Linked DNA regions of Homo sapiens: region 2 is linked to region 1. A link is a loop called in an ENCODE intact Hi-C map of the cell type or tissue named here. Cell type or tissue: dorsolateral prefrontal cortex. All regions are shown on one strand. Each heading gives the region's core, and the rest is flanking DNA. Links, peaks and the distances in the headings are about the cores only. Region 1 overlaps ZSWIM6 (zinc finger SWIM-type containing 6). Region 2 has its middle 21 kb from the start of LINC03122.

What was found. A loop is a pair of places that touch in the nucleus more often than their neighbours do. Peaks named below come from ENCODE experiments on the same cell type or tissue, not always from the same donor. Only the 100,000 strongest peaks of a DNase experiment are listed, where the experiment ranks them.
Region 2: it touches region 1 in a loop (1.8-fold over the local background); 2 of 110 quality-filtered maps call a loop at or near these places.

What each region holds. Positions count from the first base shown.
Region 1 is chr5:61,540,087-61,549,569 of GRCh38, forward strand. It overlaps ZSWIM6 (zinc finger SWIM-type containing 6), which reads left to right. Exons shown (of 14, transcript NM_020928.2): 13 at 1,798-1,879; 14 at 3,369-6,086. The coding sequence ends at 4,231. Among named protein-coding and RNA genes, the nearest start is that of LINC03122, 93 kb to the right of the region's middle. In dorsolateral prefrontal cortex, for the core only: no CTCF peak of the experiment used is centred there; no DNase peak of the experiment used is centred there.
Region 2 is chr5:61,612,203-61,621,685 of GRCh38, forward strand. No RefSeq gene overlaps it. Among named protein-coding and RNA genes, the nearest start is that of LINC03122, 21 kb to the right of the region's middle. In dorsolateral prefrontal cortex, for the core only: no CTCF peak of the experiment used is centred there; DNase peaks (open chromatin) are centred at 5,056 and 7,839; H3K27ac peaks cover 6,187 bases.

The DNA of each region.
Region 1 (9,483 bases), core at 542-8,541:
AAAGCTAGCATGTATAATGAAGATTCAGTTGTTAGGGTTAAATTTTTAGAGGAAGTATAAATTTTTATTGATGTTTGCATTTTCATAATAGATGGGCAGTTCTAGCTCCTTTTAATAACTCTGAGAAAAATAGGTAAAGGAGGAGTGATCGGGCCAGAGTCCAGTTTTAGATTTCAGCAGAACAGAATACCAAGGACATTTTGAGTTCGTCATGCAGATAGATGTTTGCTTCCTTATAGTTTCTGAACAGATCACTGGATAAACCAAGAACTAAAAAGTTTGTTTCATTTTTCTCATGGAATCTCTATTAACATTTGCTTTCTTCCCATTAAAAAGCAGTGAACAAAATTGTTATACCCCAGTTACCTAAAGAATGGGGAGTATAATCCCCTGATTGGATAATTAATCTGGTGTTTTAGTTGTGGATTCTCCCTTACAGTGACTAATAATGTTTAAATAATAGGATCACAGGAAAATGTACCTACCATGGTAACATAGAATACTGTACAAGCAAAGGGTATAGAAGATTGCTTTTAAGCTATATAGTGATGGTTCAGAAGTTTTTTGTTTTTTTTTAATTCTTGTTATTTGGCTAATTTTTGTCACCATTTGCCTCATCTTAAAGATGTGATGCAGAAAGAACCATTAACATGAGCTCTCTTGTTATTTGGAATTCATGGTAAATAGGATATGCACGAGAGCTTATTCCTTGACTCATTCTTTCTAGAACCTAAGAAGGAATCTCACAGGCCCTTTGTGAGTATTTCTAGAACCTAAAAAGGAATCCCACAGGGCCTCTGGGGATATGATGTCCCTGGATATTTTGTGGGTTTTTTTTTTTTTTTTTTTTTGTTGTTGTTGTTGTTTTGTTTTTTCAGATGGAGTCTCACTCTGTCACCCAGGCTGGAGTGCAGGGGTACAATCTCAGCTCACTGCAACCTCTGCCTCCTGGGTTCAAGCAATTCTTCTACTTCAGCCCCCTGAGTAGCTGGGACTACAGGCGCACGCCACCACACCTGGCTAATTTTTATGTTTTTAATAGAGACGGGGTTTCACCATATTGGCCAGGCTGGTCTCAAACTCCTGACCTCGTGATCCATTCCGCCTCAGCCTCCCAAATTGCCAGGATTACAGGCATGAGCCACCGCACCTGACCGTCCCTGGATATTTTGAATCTTTAAAGAATGGGGGAATTATGAAGAGGGAGATATGTTTATTTAGGGACTTCTTGTTAGAAAGTGAAAAACAAAATCAGATCACTAATGATATCAAGGATGATTTTTTCCCCCATAAACCTGGAGTTACCTTCATGGTCACCAGAAAAGAGCAATCAGAGATTGAAGGAATAACTAAAATGATTATTTTAAAATACCTCTTTCCCCACTGAGAGTTCCTGGTTAGAATGAATTCACAGGAGCCTCAGAAATTGAACTATGGAATGTTAAATCTGGGGAGGGAAAAAGGGCATGGGCTGTGTTTAATGCTCCAGTCCAGCCCTCTGATTTTGCAGATGAGAAAAGATAGAGTAACTGGTTCAGATACCACATCTAGTCAGTGGGCCCACCAGGAGGAGAATATGGGCCTCTTGCCAGGAGGAGAATGTGGCTGTGGCAAGGCCACCTGGGGTAGCCATGGACAAATCCAAATTCATATGTAGAGCTTTGCTCTAAATTATGCTTTCATCTTCCTGGTGGTAGACAGTAGGTATGCCTTATATGCCTTATAGTTTATCCCCCCCCTTTTTTTTCATTGACTCAGGATAATTTTCTAAAACATTTTGTTACCCTGTTTTTATAGGTTATGCGAATGACACTGTCAACCTTAAATTGGCGACGGCGGGAGATGGTGAGGTGGCTGGTAACGTGTGCTACTGAAGTCGGTAGGTAAACTCTGGAACAGAAGCTTTCCTAGGTGCCTCATGGTAGGATTTAACTTGTCAGTTACAGACATGTGAACATATTCACTCTTTTATGTTGACTTCTCCAAGGCTCCTTCTAGCAGTCCACAAGGGCTTCCTTCTCCCTGACCCCTTACCCCTAACCTTCAGTTATACATACTTGTATTATTCAACTTGAAATGGTCACATTTGTGAAGCTCCAGCTTCTTATTTAAAATGGTATAAGTCAGTGAGTAAACTGTTTTTATTCAGTTCATATATATAAAGTTACCTAGTTGCACTGTTTTTCTTCTTTATCATCTGAAGGCATACATCATGGTATCCAGCAGAGAAGTGATGACCACTGGGTGTGGTTTAGGTGATCCTCCAGATGTGTGAGCAATTGTAGCTGGCCATAAGAAGATTTCCTGGCTGCCCATAAGCTGCCATTTTGTGAGGCCCTTCAGCTAACTATTTCTCCACTGCAGCAGTAGATCAGTTCAGAAGAAAACTGTACATTCCCAGCAAGAATGCCAACAGAAACAAATGGTTGCTATTTAAAATAAATAGTGGTTAAACGTTCTTTTTTCATATTTGCATCAGAAAGGGATACATACTTCATGCTGAGAAAACACTGCCATCCCAGTGTTTAGATATGACACAGCATATACTATAAAATTATTATTTTTCTTTCACTAACGTATAATGGTTTTTTTATTTTGGAAAAAGGGAAGCTGGTCTCAATATAAAGATTATCTTTACATCATTAAAGTCATGCTTTAGTGAAGCAAAACAAAAATAATACTAATTTAAGAACTGCCACACAACTTCTTTGCCCCTGCCCCAACATATAAACCTGATTTCTCTCTGAGACCTAGTACCTTCTCTTCAAATCATTCACTTTTAGGATTTTCCTACAAGTGAGGGATATTGGGTCTGTGAACGTAAAGTGATTATTTTAAAGACATGGTCAGCCATTTCCAACGTTTGATTCATCTGTAGGTCTGCTTCTATTGACTTTGTTCTCTTGATTATGGGCCACATTTTCCAGCTTCTTTGTGTGTTTTAAACTTTTGTATTATGTGTACTTTTACCTTACACACAAGCACATAAGCCATGTAAAGTCCCTGTTTTGGTGAGGTTGCAATTTTTGAGCCTCAAATTCTGACAGGAAGCCCCAGTGAAGTAGAACTCATTAGCAAAAAGCCATTGTCTGAAATGGCAAGCAGCACAGTACAAATACCAGCTACCAAGAGGATTGGTTCTTTATTATAGCAAGTTCATGTTCCTTTCAGGCATTTCACTGAATAACAATTCATAATGACCTTATTCTTAAAGGTTTCTCACAGGCACATTACTTTACAGGATTTTCTAGCCTAGCTCATGTCCTATGATGGTTAACAATGTAAACACTGGTTGTAAAAGTCAAAATAAGGCAGGACCTCTGGGCAGCCTCCTCGTCAGTAATAGAGCCTGTTTGTGTTCCTTGCAGGGGTTTATGCCCTGGACAGCATCATGCAGACCTGGTTTACACTCTTTACTCCCACCGAGGCCACAAGTATAGTTGCAACTACCGTGATGTCCAACAGCACCATCGTCCGCCTCCACCTGGACTGCCACCAGCAGGAAAAGCTGGCCAGCAGCGCCCGGACACTTGCACTGCAGTGTGCCATGAAGGATCCACAGAACTGTGCCCTCTCTGCGCTAACCCTTTGTGAAAAGGATCACATAGCTTTTGAGACGGCGTACCAAATTGTTCTCGACGCTGCTACGACTGGCATGAGCTATACACAGCTCTTTACAATAGCACGGTACATGGAGCACCGCGGGTACCCCATGAGGGCCTACAAGCTGGCCACCCTGGCCATGACCCATCTCAACCTGAGCTACAATCAGGACACACACCCTGCCATTAATGATGTTTTGTGGGCCTGTGCGCTTAGCCACTCCCTTGGTAAAAATGAGCTTGCAGCTATAATACCTCTGGTGGTCAAGAGTGTCAAGTGTGCAACGGTACTGTCAGACATTTTGCGCAGATGCACTCTGACCACTCCTGGCATGGTGGGACTTCATGGGAGGAGGAACTCTGGTAAGCTCATGTCACTGGACAAAGCCCCCTTGAGGCAACTCTTGGATGCCACGATCGGGGCCTACATCAACACAACGCACTCACGGCTCACACACATCAGTCCTCGGCACTATAGTGAGTTTATAGAGTTCCTCAGCAAAGCCCGAGAGACCTTCTTAATGGCGCATGATGGACACATTCAGTTTACACAGTTTATTGACAACCTGAAACAAATCTACAAAGGCAAAAAGAAACTGATGATGTTGGTTCGGGAGAGGTTTGGTTGATAGATCTTGTATGAATGGGGTGGGGGGTGGGGATGGGAGGGATGGTTTGTTTTTACTTGAGCCTGCCTTTGTACCCTTTTTAACTTAAAGAACAGAGCCACACCGGTATTATATGTGTATAGTTATATTGCGTTTGCAGACTAAATTGTCATGTTGTGAAAGTTTGTGTGTTTTTTATTTTTTCCCTATTTCTTTCTTTCCTTTATTTTATTATTTTTTTTAATTTTTTTTTTCTGGTTTTGTATGAGAGAGAGGTTAAAAAGGTTTGGTTTACACTGAGTATATGTTGTCAAGTGGCAAAAGTCCACATAGCTCTCCTGTTTTCTGTATACGTTCACAGCCTCAAAAAAAATAATTGAAATGGCTTTAAAAACCAAACAAAACACCTCCATCCTGTGATAAGTACCTCGAATGGATTCAGCTTTACTCCTTTGTAACTCATCTTTACATTTTCAGCATATTTAAACAAACCAACAAAATGAAATACTAATAGTAAAAAGGCTGACCCATGTGGCTTTGCAGTGCTGTTCGTCCAGAAGCATGGCACACGATGCTTGTGCATGTGGAAACTTAGCGACTGTCAACATACATTCTCAGGGATTTATCCAAAAAAATTAAAAAAAGAATGAGAGCATTTATTGTACTGTATATATATTATAGTATATGTCTGAATATTGAAAATATAACATTAACTAATTTATAAAAAATATTCTATGTAATGCAAAATACTTGAAGCTGCAGTAGCTTGGTTTTAAACAAAAACAAAAAAAAAACTGAGAGAAAACCTATCAGAAGGACTAAAAGTACGCCTTGCTTCAGGGTTGGCTCAGGTGGTGAACTTCATGCTGGGCATCTATGCAGAGCCACCTTTTGGATTGCATGGTTGGACTGAGATCTATTGGGAGAAATTATATATGTATATATATTTATACAACTTATGTATACATATATATATGTATACACACAGACACACACACACACCACCAACAACCACCACTACACCACACATGCTTATAACAGGCACTAGAATAAAGAGGGACAACAAAATACACAGCCAGAGCAGCAAGCCTTAGCATTAAGAATATACAATATGCCGGAATTGGGGTTCGTGCCTCCTAGCCTAGGAAACTTAAAAGAAATATCCTTTTGACACAAAACACAAAATGTTTTCCAAAACAATTGACATAATGATACATTACGCCTTTGCAGTGAGCTAATAATAAGCTAACCTTTGTGCACAAATAACATTATATATATTATATATCTATTCTGCATAGGTATTTTGACTTTGTGCAGGACAGAAAGTTGTGTAGGTATGACTGTTCTACTTTTCAGTTTTCTTTTTTTTTAATATATTTTATTTTCTCTAGAAATTACTCAAACAAAAGCAGCCTTCTATCTTGCCTTGTCTTAATGCTTTAAAATAACCAAACTGGAGATCTAACTACCAAACTGTTCATTATATTATTAAATACCAACTTTGGTTACAGTATAGTGTCTTTACTTTAGCTGATGGTTCTGTAACCTTGTGCTTTTTAAAGCAATTTTTATGTTTTGGTGCAAAAGTTGTCCAGTGTCTCTTGTTCCCTTCACTAGAGAACATGCTTAGAGGTATGTTTGTAGGTATTTTTGTTTAGAAGAACTATTTCATGCGCTCCATTTTATTTATTATAATAGGTAAAAAGAAAAAAAAAGGTTGTAATTCATCACCCATGTAAACATGCTCATGAAGTTGAAAGTAATTAAGATTTGATACACTGATATCAATTTATTTATGTAACTAAATCACTGTTTTATAAACTTGTTAATGATCAACAATTTTTGTTTTGATTAAAATTAGTTTTTTGAAAGTTGATTCTGCCTCCTTTATGGTATATCTCTTATTGCACCTGAATTTGGTGATTATAGACTTGGGTAGTACTACGCCTCCAAGTGTCTAATACTATATTGACTCATCCAGTAAACGTTTATGTGCTATTTTCCAGGCACTGTGCTAGGCCCTGGAAATGTAATGGTGAACAAAATCAGACCCTGGACCTCACTGTCTGCTTAATGGAGAAGGCAGACATAAGCCAAATAATCACAAAGATAAAATATGAAACAGAATAGTCTGTTTTCTGTCTGAACCCTTGGTCGTTCCTCTAATAAGCTATAATTTAGGATGCTCAGTACTTAATATATTTAATAAAGGCTGAGTTTGTGAGATTTTCTTGTGTGTGTGGTTTAAAAGGAAGTTACATTATAAAGGGCAGATGCTACATGCACACCATAGTCACTTGTATCCAGTATTTCCATCAAGGATCTGTACCCAAAATGATGCAAATAGTTTTTGCGTGTATGTGGTTAAAAACAACATCACATAATTTACCATCTTAGGCATTTTGAAGTGTACAGTTCAGCAGTGTTAAAAATATTTACAAAGTTGTAAAACAGATCTCCAGAATTTTCTCATCTTGCAGAACTGAACTCTATATGCCCATTATGTGACTGCCCTTTTTCTCCTCCCTCCAGCCCCTGCTAGCCACAGCACTCTTGCTTTCTACTGTTACGATATTGTCTGTGATATTTTAGGCACCTCATGTAAGTGGAATCACAAAGTATTTGTCTTTTTGCAATGTTTATTTTACTTTTGTCCTACAGGCTCATCCATGTTGTAGTATGTGAGGGGATTTCCTTCTTTATGGCTGCATAGTTTTTCATTCATGTGTGTCTATATCACATCTAGTTTATTCATCCATCAGTGGACATTTGGATTCCTCCCACTTCTGGCTATTGTGAATAATGCTGCTGTGAACTTGAGGGTGGAAATACCTCTTTGAGGCCCTGCTTTCAATTCTTGTGGCTATATATCCAGAAGTGGGATTGACAAATACTTCTTTTAAATTCACAATTTTCAGAATACTTACTCCTTTGAAATGTTTTAAGTTTTTATTTGACATATAGTCTTAACAGTGGATTCCAAATGTCAAGAGGTTAAGTCGATAGGTGGAAGTTAAAGTAAATGAGTCCATGGTGACATTTAAAATCCCATTAATGCTAAGTAGAAATAAAAATAAAAACCATGAAGTGATTTGAAGGTTGATTCTTTTTTGTAAGTTTATTCTTACTTTTTTGGAAGTTGACATTGCCTGAGGGCAAATACAGTTTATGTGGGTCTACTGAAACGCTGGGACATTTCATAATGAAGTAGACTGTGATACGGTTAGGAAAGATGGCATCAAAGAAAGAAGAAAGGTGACTTCTAATAGTTAAGACTTTGAGATGTCCCCTGATGGAAATTGTTCTGTGTTAACTGGCCATTTTTGCAGAGAGATCTTAAACTCTCATGAGCTTTTAGAATACAGATGGAGACCAAGGATGACACGACTTGCCCACCCCCGTTTTAGCCAACGTTTCTGACCCACCATGCCTTCAACTCCATTTTTACGACTATGGTCAAGTAGACAAAACTGATGTGATTTGTACATGTTTTCTTACCTTCCAATGGGCTAGTGCTAGAAAGACTTCTGAGACTGTTAAAATTGGAATAGCAGAAATGAGAAATAGAAGTGACAAGCTTGGTTAATTCAAAGGCAAGAGAATGTGTTCCTAATTGGGGCCTGGACTGGAATTCTGCATTTCTCGGCTCTTGATTTGTGATTTCATTTGAGAATAGGGGCTATACTTTCAGGGAGAAAATGAATGTTTCATAACTTTCAAATATTAATAAGTCAGTTGAATAAAAATTAACTGAAGTCACTATAGTCACAATATTATAGTAGTGCAGTGTAGTAGCAAAGGAGAACTGAACTTTTTCTAAATTGCTGAAAAAGTTGTTAAATTGCAGCTGGTTCAGAAATTAGATGGTCAGTGAGAAGACGGGAAAATGCAGGGAAAAAATTAAGTAACCTGATACATTTTAATAAATGTGTGACTGAGGTAAAATTTTTATTTAATTTTTATTTTATTTTATGTTCCAGGATACATGTGCAGGATGGGCAGGTTTGTTACATAGGTAAATGTATGCCATGGTGGTTTGCTGCACCCATCAACTTGTCATCTAGGTATTAAGCCCTGGATGCATTAGCTGTTTGTCCTGATGCTCTCTCTCTCCCCAGCACCCCCTTCCCCCAACAGGCCCCAGTGTGTGTTCTCTGAGGTAAAATTTAAGAACTGTTAACACCAGTTGGTAAGTGGACCAGTTCAATCTAGCTTGAGCAAAGAAGAAATGTATTGTATTCTTCAGTGAACATTTTTCTATGAGCCTATCCTGCAATAGGCATGGTTCTAACGCTAAAAAGACAATGCAGAAAGCAAAATGCCTATTCTTACGGAGCATAAATTCTAGTGGGAGGGAGACATATAAAAATGTATTAAATGTATTAACTGGTGATATGTGTTGTAGAGAAAGGCAGGGGGAAAGGGTGTGATTTGAGGTGGAATGATTCTGGAAGACCTTGCTGATGTGACGTCCCCACGGATGCCTGAGGGAAGTGAGGGAGCTGGCCCTGTGAGTGCCTGGGCAGATGTATGTTTGAGGTGGAAGGAACAGCAAGCGCTAAGACCCCGAGGAGGAGGTGTGGAAATGTGCCAGCCTAGTCAGAACAGCCAGCAAAGGAACTGTGGCTGGGGCAGAATGGGGTGGGAGGTGGTGAGGTGGGGCTAAAGAGCAGGAGAGTTAAGTTGCAGCTCCTGGCTTGTAAGTCATGGTAAAGATTTTTGCTCTGTGTTTTTTTTGGTTTTGTTAGTTAGTTTGTTTGTTTTTGAGAGGTAGTTTCACTCTTGTCGCCCAGGCTAGAGTGCAACCTTCCTCATCCTCCTGAGTAGCTGGGATTACAGGTACCCGCCACCACGCCCAGCTCATTTTTTTGTATTTTTAGTAGAGACGGGTTTCACCATGTTGGCCAGGCTGGTCTCAAACTCCTGACTTCAGGCAATCCTCCCACTACGGCCTCCCAAAGTGCTGGGATTACAGGCGTGAGCCACAGCGCCCAGCCTGGTTTTTTTTTTTTTTTTAAGGATCCAAAGTAGAGAAGAATCATATGATCTGACTTTTAAGTGAGATGAGAAGACATTCGCTGGCTGCTGCGTGGTTAGCACAGCCAGGGAGAAGCCGAGAGATGAGAGGCTATTAACAGTAATCCAGGCAAAAAACGATGGTGCTTGGACCCAGTGGGGTCAATGAGGATGGTGACAAGAGTCTGCATCTCATGGAAAGCTGAGCCATTTCCTGATATGAGCATTAGCATGTGAGAAAGAGATGCATCAAAAAT
Region 2 (9,483 bases), core at 713-8,712, 72 kb after region 1:
CGGATGTCTCTGTTAACAAAAATAAAGTGACATTTGAAAACCTATAAACTGGCAGGGCCCACCAGCTGTCATCTGGTTCTGTCCCCTGAGCCAAACCAAGTTCACCCCTGGTTTTTTGAAAACAGCTAACAGGCTCTGTGGGTGTTAAGCATCCCCCGGGGACAGGGATTCTGCACCTCTCTTGGTTGCCTACCCCAGTGTTTTATCACCTCAGGATGCCACCAGCCAGATGCCTTCAAGGTCTCGCAGCTGGAAAAATGACTATGAATGAAATAAATGAAGCTTTCAGTGATGGAAGCTCCTGATGGAGCTGACAATGGGGTATTTCCCAGCATCTGTCTCCTGCCACGTGGAGATCATCTTTTTATCGCCCAAAGATACTGCTACTGTTTTGTCACTGGCCACTAACCGGCTGGCCGCTCAGGTACTGGAGTCCAGAGCTGCCTCATTATTCAGTGCCGTCAATGTCACACCCCAGACTGCAATACATTATCATTCAAATGAGTCAGCCACAATGGAAGAAAAAAATATGCAAGCTGATTTTTCTCCAACGTCCTTTTCCCAGCACTCCCTAATTACAGCCGGCAGTTGATTGGGACAGTTGAACATGGAGGCTGATGGGGCCAGCCATGGTGTTGCCATCTAAGCAAAACACAAACAATACATAAACTCTCTGTATGCATTAGGTAAGCAGGATTTTATTCACAGCTCAGTGGTGTAACAATGCTCTGAATTTATCAGTCAATGGTCTGTTATAGCATTTCTCTTTTTGGTTCCATATTTTTGGTTCTTTCTCTCTTTTAAAAAATCTGACACATTAGTGACCTTGGCTTATCCCTGTTTCCTGTTTGCCTTGTATTTCAAAGTGATTTCATGATGGTTTTTTTCCTATCAAATGCTCACTATTTTTCCAAGGATGAATGAGCTCCCATGCTGTATTCTCTGTGTGTTCTTTTGATCATTCATTCATTCATTCATTCATTCAGTTAATATTTATTGAACACTTACTAAGTGCTAGAACACTGTGCTGGGTGCTGGGGATATAAAACAGACATTACCCTTGCTTACACAGCTTTAAAGACTAGTGACAGTGCTGGGTATTTAACAAACACTCAAATACACTTTTGCAAATTATGATAAGTGCACTAAAGAAAAAGAAGAGAATGCTCATATTCTTGCATGCAGTCTAAGTGTATAAGAGGAATACTGGTCCTCAACACTAATAATGGACACAAAAGATACCTAGTATTCTCCAAATAATATTTTTCTTAGGGTACACTCCTTGTACCTTAAAAAAATGTATTAACTTTCAAAGTGGTCTATGTTTTTCTGAGGGAGAATTGGATTATTCATGAAGTTCTTTGACCTCCACAATAATCTCATCAGTTTTCTCTAACCCATTTCATCAGCTTTGATTACTGCTGTGTGATGTTCTGTGTCTCATTGGTGATATTTAGAGCTTGGGGTAGTCAAGTGTTCAGCATGAGGAAGACAGCCTTCCTGTACTCTCATTTGGCAATTTTTTTCTTTTGGTTTTCCCTATGTTCCAGACACTGTCCAATTCAGCTTTCTGTCCTCATCACCTGACACACAGAGTTCACCATCAATGAGCTCAGATAATCTTTAATACATTGTGATGAGCGCTATTGTTTATTCACTAGACAAATATTTATTCAGCATCTGCTTCATGGTCTTGCTGCGCCCTGGAGATCTAGGGGTGAAACGGGTCGAGTCTGTCCTCTCCCAGAGCTTAAGGTGCACTGAAAGGTATCGTGCAATTACACTAAGGCAAGAAACGTGCTATGATGGGGGAGGCCAGGGGATAGAAAGGGGGCACTTGGACTTGGGGTGGGGGACCAGGGAAATGTTGGGAAGGAGATGACACCTTAGCTAAATGAAGAGTGTGTGGCTGTGGCCAGGAATAGGGGTGAGGGGAAGAAGAGAGCAGCAGATCTGGAAGTAAGAGAGAAAACCGGATGCCTTTTAAGAATTGAAAATTCTGTGGTTGGAGAATGAGCTGTTGTAACAGATGAGGCTGAAGAGGTAGGGAGGGGTTGGGAATGACTTTCAAGGCCCTGGTAAGGGATCTGATGGTGGAAGGGAGCAGAGAGATCAGGTTTGCTTTTAAGACTGTGTCCTGGGGCTAAGCTGAAGGTGCCAAGAGTTGTTCTCTGCTCACTGCAACCTCTGCTTCCCAGGCTCAAGCGATCCTCCCACCTCAGCCTCCCTAGTAGCTGGGACTACAGGCATGCACAACCACACCCAGCTAATTTTTGTGGTTTTTAGAGAGATGGGGTTTTGCCATGTTGCCCAGGCTGGTCTTGAGCTCATGAGCAGAAGCCATCTGCCTGCCTTGGCCTCCCAAAGTGCTGGGATTATAGGCGTGAGCCACTGTGCCCAGCCACTTTTTCCACTTCTTACAGGAGCACATGCAGAGCTCAGCTGCTGTTTTGCTGTTTTCCTTTTAGAATCTTCAGTCTTCTGCAGCATAATTATACCGTAATTCATACAACTAGTCTCTTGTTGATGGAAAATTAGGTTGGTTCGTTTTTTACTATTATAAACCATGCCACTGGGAATCTATGGCCTCAGGGGAATTTCTAATAGTGGAATTTCTGGGTCAGAGGGGTTAAGAGACTCACCAATGTCTCCCAGCCAGTGAGTGGCAGAGCTGCTATTCCAATTCTGTTGGAAGGACTAGGTCCGTGGTCTTTCAACTCTGCTGTGCTGTGCCCTCCCAGGCTGAGCAACTGGGACCTTTGAATCTCAATGTTCTTCTCTTGTGGAGGGAGGACCAGCTGGCGGCAGGGGTTGGGAAGTCACTTGGAGAACTTCTTAAACATGCAGCTTGCTGCACCTTTGGCATCAGAATCTCTGGAGACAAGCTTGGAAACTGGCATCTTAAATTATGTCCCTGACACTTAAGCAGCCAGTTGATCTTGATCCTGAGTCCTGTACTGAAACCACTGGCCCCTTCTCAGAGATCTCCAGCTATAAATCTCAGGATTCAGAACAGTCAGTCCAAAAACAGCACTGCCTTCTGTATCAGTTCCTCCAGAAAGTCAGAGAAGGTGGGAATGAGGACCCCTCTCCCATGGCATCCTGTGACACCATGCTGCATAAAGAAGCTCAAATGCCCAAATGTTCCCCTATCTCATGGGCCAGGAGGTAGGAAGTTATGCTGTGGGCTGCCATCCTACTCTATCCCATCCCTCTGCCCCCTGGTAAGGCAGTGTGCTCATGCCTGGGCCAAATTCTTACCTGTGATTAACAGATCAGCAGTGGGCCTATTCAATGCCATATCTAGCACACACGAAGATGCCTTTGACCAGGAAACACTTCACTACAAGTAGAAAGAGTCCCAAGAAAGAGGTATTTCCTTCCCCTCAGCCTGGGAAGCCACTGCCTGGGTTGTCCCATCCCACACTGTTTACCTCTGGATTTACAGTCTACCAGCTCCATGTTGGAATCACCTGGGGCCAACTGGAAAAGTCCAGATGCTGAGCTCGCACCCAGAGATTCTGATTGAATTGGTCTGTGGGGGGGCCAGGGAAAAGTTCCCTCAAGTGACTCTAATGTTCAGCCAGCTTTGGGAACCATTGTGCTAGGTCTTGTGTCCCCTCTCTTGGGGCAAGGTGGGCTATAGCTTCCCTGGCTTCTGTGGGACTGGCCCAGCCTAGCACTGATGTGGGCATGGCCATGGCCCATAGGTCGCCTCCTGGGCAGGCAGACGACAGAATGGGGTCAGCTCTGAGACTCTGGCTGCTCCCAGAGCCTATTCTGGAGGAGGTGTGTCCGTGCAGACCAGGATGGCCCCCGGCTCCCTCAGTGCCCACATTACCTGCTAACACAGCTTGCACGCAGCTTGACCTCCATACTCACAGGCAACAACCCCTTTTCCTTTTCTGAAATTAGAAAATGTGTAACAAGCACTTGCATTTGTTCCTGTTCGCTACGGAGCAGTGTGATGCACCAGCAGTGTTGCTCATGATTTATGACTAAAAAAAGTGGTTAGGTGAAAAAGTAGATTTGTCCCCAGAGGGCTCTGTGAAGTGGCACTATTAATTTGGAAACATTAGCCACCATGTTCTGGGCACCCCTACCTTGACTTTGTGTCATAGATGATGACAGAAATAACAATCAATCGCTGAGTATGTGCCATCATGACCACCTCTCTCATCTCTCTAGACCTCCGTGTTTATCCATCTATAAAATAAAGAGTTGTGTTTTTTTGAGATTTTTCTGCTCTTGGTATCCTGTGCATCTCTGAAGGGTAATTAAGTCAACACTGATGATCCTTGGACTGCCCTTCTCATTGGAAGACTATTAGTCACAAATAGCATAAGAACTCAGGAAACGTTGAAGCTGAAAGTCAGAAATACTGACTTCTACTAGAAACATACTCAATTCAACCTTTTTGCCATCCCCAGTATGCCAAACAGAGAATGTGAGGGAAGATGCCTTCAAATGTGCATTTCTGGCCGGGTGCGGTGGCTCACACCTGTAATCCCAGCACTTTCGGAGGACGAGGTGGGTGAATCACTTGAGGTCAGGAGTTTGAGACAAGCCTGGCCAACATGATGAAACCCTGTCTCTACTAAAAATAGAAAAAATTAGCTGGGTGTGATGGCACGGCCTGTAATCCCGGCTACTCTGGAGACTGAGGCAGGAGAATAGCTTGAACCTGGGAGGTGGAGGTTGCATGAACCGAGATTGTGCCGCTGCACTCCAGCCTGGGTGACAGAGTGAGACTCCGTTTCAAAAATAAATAAATAAATGAAAATAAAAATAAATGTGCATTTTCACTACTCTGGAATGAGGAGTTTTTGCAAAGGAACAAGTGCCCCAAAGCCCCAGCTATCCAGGGGATATAGCGTTCCAAGAGGGGCTCCATGGAGCACAGGAGTCAGCCTCTACGTTTGGCAGCTGTGGGCCCTGGCTGAGAAAGAGGCTGAGGGGAGGCCTCTAGAGGAAAGGGGGAGTGCCCAACTGGCCAGGACATTTGTGTTCTGTAGCCCTTGAATAGATTTTTATCATGGGCTGGCTGGCTCTCTGCCCTCTCAAACCCCTGAGTGGCAGCTGAGCTGGGAACTCCATGCCTGTACACTCAGCTAGCTCCAGGCTGCTCTGGGGCTGATCCTGGGCTTAGAGGAGTGGGTGAGTAGCTCTCACTAGATCAGCACTGAGTCTGGCTGGGGGTCCGCTCTGGCCTTTCCTCCTGGCTTTGGCTCTGATCTCAATTAATGTGCTCTAAGCTGCAATTAATAGAGAACCTCACTGATATTGGTTCTAATAAAGAATACATATGATCTTACATAACTTGAAGATCCAGTTGGATAGATACCAGGCTTGGCTGCTTGTTAGAGTAATGACATAATGAAAGACCCATATTCTTTGTGCTTCGTCCCTCTGCCATCTTTGATATTAACTTCTTCATCTGGGTGGTAGCAAGATAGTTGTTGCTGTTCCAGGCATCACTTGTGGATGTGATGATATCCAAAGGAAGAAGAGAGACTGTCCCTTTCTCTGGCTTTCTCTTAAGAGGGAGGAAATTTCCTTTCACGTCTCATAGGCTCTGGTTCAGTCACATGTCCGTTGGGATTGCTTGATTGGCTTAGATTAAACATCTGTGGTAGAATGGATTGGAGGAGTCAACCCAATGTTTACCATTATTTCTAGTGTATCTGTTTTCTTGCTTGATAGTGTGAACTGGTTTTTTTCTTTTTTTTTTGGCTTGGTCATCTTCCTCTTTAGCTATTTGCCAATTATCTCTCTTTACCTTCCAATTCCATTGTTAAAAGCCCCCTCTGAACTTATTGCAGGTGGACACGCCAAATCTAGACTCTATGGAGTCCAGGAATGACAACAATCTCATCTTGTCCATTGTTCCTCTTGGCCTGATCCATCTACCTCCAATTCAGTCTTTTCTCCTGACCCACGCCCACTGACTTCAGGGAAGATGGAACTGAGCTGTTCCCAGTGGTAGAATTGTGAACAGCATACAGGAGAGACCCTCAAAGCCTAACCTGGGAGTCTCCCAGCAGGCAACCCTGTGGTTAGAGGAAGTTGTATTCTTCTGTGTATACATGTGCATGCATGCAGATACATGTGTGAGCATGCACACAGTGAGCATGGGCTGTGGTGTGCACCCAATTAGACCCAACTGGACCTGTGTACACACCTATCTTCTTTGTCATGCCTGGCTTTGTTGGTCTCCCAGATTCCCAGGCAACTCTTGCTACATTCTACAAAGGTTTTGGGGTTGCTCTTTTAAGAAATGAAATTGCCTTCCAGATGCTTCTTTCACTTATTTTTTTCCTCCACTTGACAGAACTGCCTAAACTTCCCATTCAGGGGCTCTAAAGAGAAGTGTATCATTTCATGCTCCCTTGTTTAGCTTTTCCAAATCTAAAGCCAAAGCTGCCACAGCCACTGATTAACAGAAATCAAAAGCAAAGGCTGGGCTTTTGATGGGAAAAATGCTACATTAGAGAGGGCTGGTTGTTTTACAATTGCAGGGTAAGGTCCATAATATTACCCACCACTGAATGGCCATTAGATTGCAAATTACTGGTCACTTTGCTGGACGGCTCAGTCATCCTGTAATCATGATCATAATATCCCCCTGTAATGGTCAAGCCCAGGCACCTACCAGGAGTCTGGTTGCTGAGGCGCCAAATTGCTGGGCTGTGTACAGTAATGATTATCGCAGCAGGACAGAAGAAAAGCTGCCCCGAAGTCCTGGGTGTGTGGCATTCTGTCCTAGTTCCCCATTAGAAAACAGAAGGGCTGATGAGAATTACTCTAATGTTCCCTCTCTCCAGTGTTCTACTCATTGGGGGTCTAACTTTGTGTGGCTATCAGGTTCACATGGTGTCTTGGGCCAGCTGAGTTGTGAGCTCTGGGCTGACAAGTAGAAAAGGAAGGTTATTATTTTATTCCTAGCCTTTTGCTGTGGTGAATTGTGCCTGTGTGTGTATGTGTGTGCACACCCACATGTGTGTCTCTGGTGATGAGCATTGGCCATGAAACACACAGACTGCTTCAAAGTTATTAAGATGTGTGTGCATGTGTATGACAGAACATACAGGGAAGCCTGTAACTTTTCTATATTTTTAACTTGGGTCCTGGTTTCATATCTTACATGTATGTTATATGTATCCTTTTGTGGTACAAATATGAAAAAGAAAAAGAAGATGCAAAGCTGATGGAGGGATGAGCTCTTAGCTCAACACTTGGCTGATCTAAGGGTCCCACAGGAAGCAGACGGCATGCTCCACGGGGCAGCTGGGGAGAGTTAGGCCTCCTAACAGAGGCATGGGCAGGGTCAAGGGCAAACAACAGGGGCGGGTGACAGGAAGAGGCCTCAGTTACTCCCAGGCCCAGGAGTCAAGGGGAGGGAGCTGAGCCTGAAGAAAAGGCTTCTGGGGGAAATAGGGAACCTGACTTCACTGTCCTTTTGCCCTCCTTTCTCTTATTACTGCCTTCTCTTGGCCAAACCCAACCAGAAGCCAGAGGGCAAGGGAGCCCCTGGGTACTTTCTACAAAGGGAGAGCAGGCGAGGAAGGTGCCGGGGGATGTAGAGAGGGGTGTGGACATAGCCAGCACTCAGCCCAGCATGTATTTGTTAATGGGGTGTCTAGCCATCGGCTGGCAGGAAGGGACTCTTGGGCCCTGCCTGGATTGGGTTTCTAAGGTCTGCTGTCTGGGAGTTACCGTGGCAGGCTATAGACGTGCCCTGCCTGCTGTGCCCACATACTTGGTCCATGGGGACAGTGATTCCTCAGCATACACCCAGCTTCAGTTCCTGCCCAGCACTTTGGCTGCCGTGCCTGTGGCTTCTGGGTTCCAAGAAATGATATGAGATGTCTCCCTGGCAGTGAGTGCCTTGAGCCAGACCTGGGATTAGAGGAGAGGAGGTGCTTTGGATAGGAGCTGGGGGGCACAGTGGGTGAGTGGAGGAGTCTCCCACAGGCTCAGAACCTGGTCGCAAGCCTTCCCAATGGCTTGCAAGGAGGCTGTAGACAGGCCCTCGTCTGTGTTTCCCTGCTCTTTCTAATTTGGTAGACATCGTGTCCTGCATAATTTTGTAAGGAACTGCATACTCCTCGCCAACCCTCCTTGCCAGCACAGGGGAATGCTAGCTGAGAAGGGAGTGTAAGGTTGGCATGACTTCAGTTCCCCCAGAAAAATACCATTCCCTGCCCTGAGAACCTGCTTGTCAAAAGCTTTTAGCAAGGCTGAACTAGTGACAGGAAAGGACTCAGATGGCTTTCTGTATAAATAAAAAGAGTAAGGAAAATAGCAAATGCTAATTGTGTGCCTACTCTACCCTAGGTGAGCTCTAAATGCTTTACCTATGTTATTTTGTTTGATCCTCATGACAACTCTATGAACCAGGTACTAAAGCTATCCCCACTTTTCAGATGAGGAAACTGAGGCACAGAGAGATTAAATTACTTGCCCAGTGTCACACAGGTGGTAAACAGTAGAGCTAGGATTCAAACTTGGGCAGGCCGGCTGCAGAATTATGCTCTGTCCCCTTTTCCTTCTTGGCTAACTTCTCCTTAGTAGGTGCCAAGAGACGGGATGTTCCTAAATCTGAACTGAGTGTAGAGCTGGAAAGAGCTTTGAGATTCATTTAGTCTTGTCTTTGTGTTCTTACAGAGGGGGAAACTGAGGGTTCCAGGGGTTCAGTGATTGGGTCTCCAGATCCCTGCTCTGGAAACACTGGGCAGCTGAAAGGTGGCCAGCTGTGCCTGGTGATATTCTGGCAATTTTCCTAGCTTTGTTTACCAAGTAAATTTCTTTGAAGCAAAGTTCCTTTTATCCAAGAAGCAATGTGACCTCCAATCTTGTTTTCATAAAACGTCTCTGACGTTAGCCACATGAGGCAAAAGCCCTGGAGGTGTTTGTGTTGCCCTTCTGCTCCCTGAATCTGATGCTGTCTCTGTTTCTACTGTGAATAACAGTCAAGCATCAGGCCGTGGGGAGCCTGGGGGCCAGGTGAGCTGGGCATGCTGGGGCACAGATAAAAGGAGATCGTTCATCAATTTCCAGGGGGTTCAGGGGCACCTGAAGCATCTTTGTCTACAGAGGTCCTCGGCCCACCCTGCCAAGTGGCTGTCACAAAGAACAGAGTGTCTTGGGCCATGTGACCATGGGGGAGGGTGCCCAGGCCTCCGAGGGGGCTGCCAGCTTCTGAGCTGTTGATTCCATGACTATCGGATCCAGCGCTACAGAGAAAGGGCAGCATTCTTCCTGCAGAGGCTTGGTCCAAATGGCCCCATGGCTTTCTTTTCTCCGGGATCAGCAAGGCTACTGTTGAGAGGGACAATCGAGGTTGTTGTCCTGGCCTGGCCCAGAGACACTGCTGCCAGATGCAGAGCTGGCTCCCTGGGGCCATCCTTGCCACACCTGCCCTCCAGATCACTGGGTGCTCATGGGCCAGTGCCATACGGGAGCTCTGTGCCTTCCCACCTC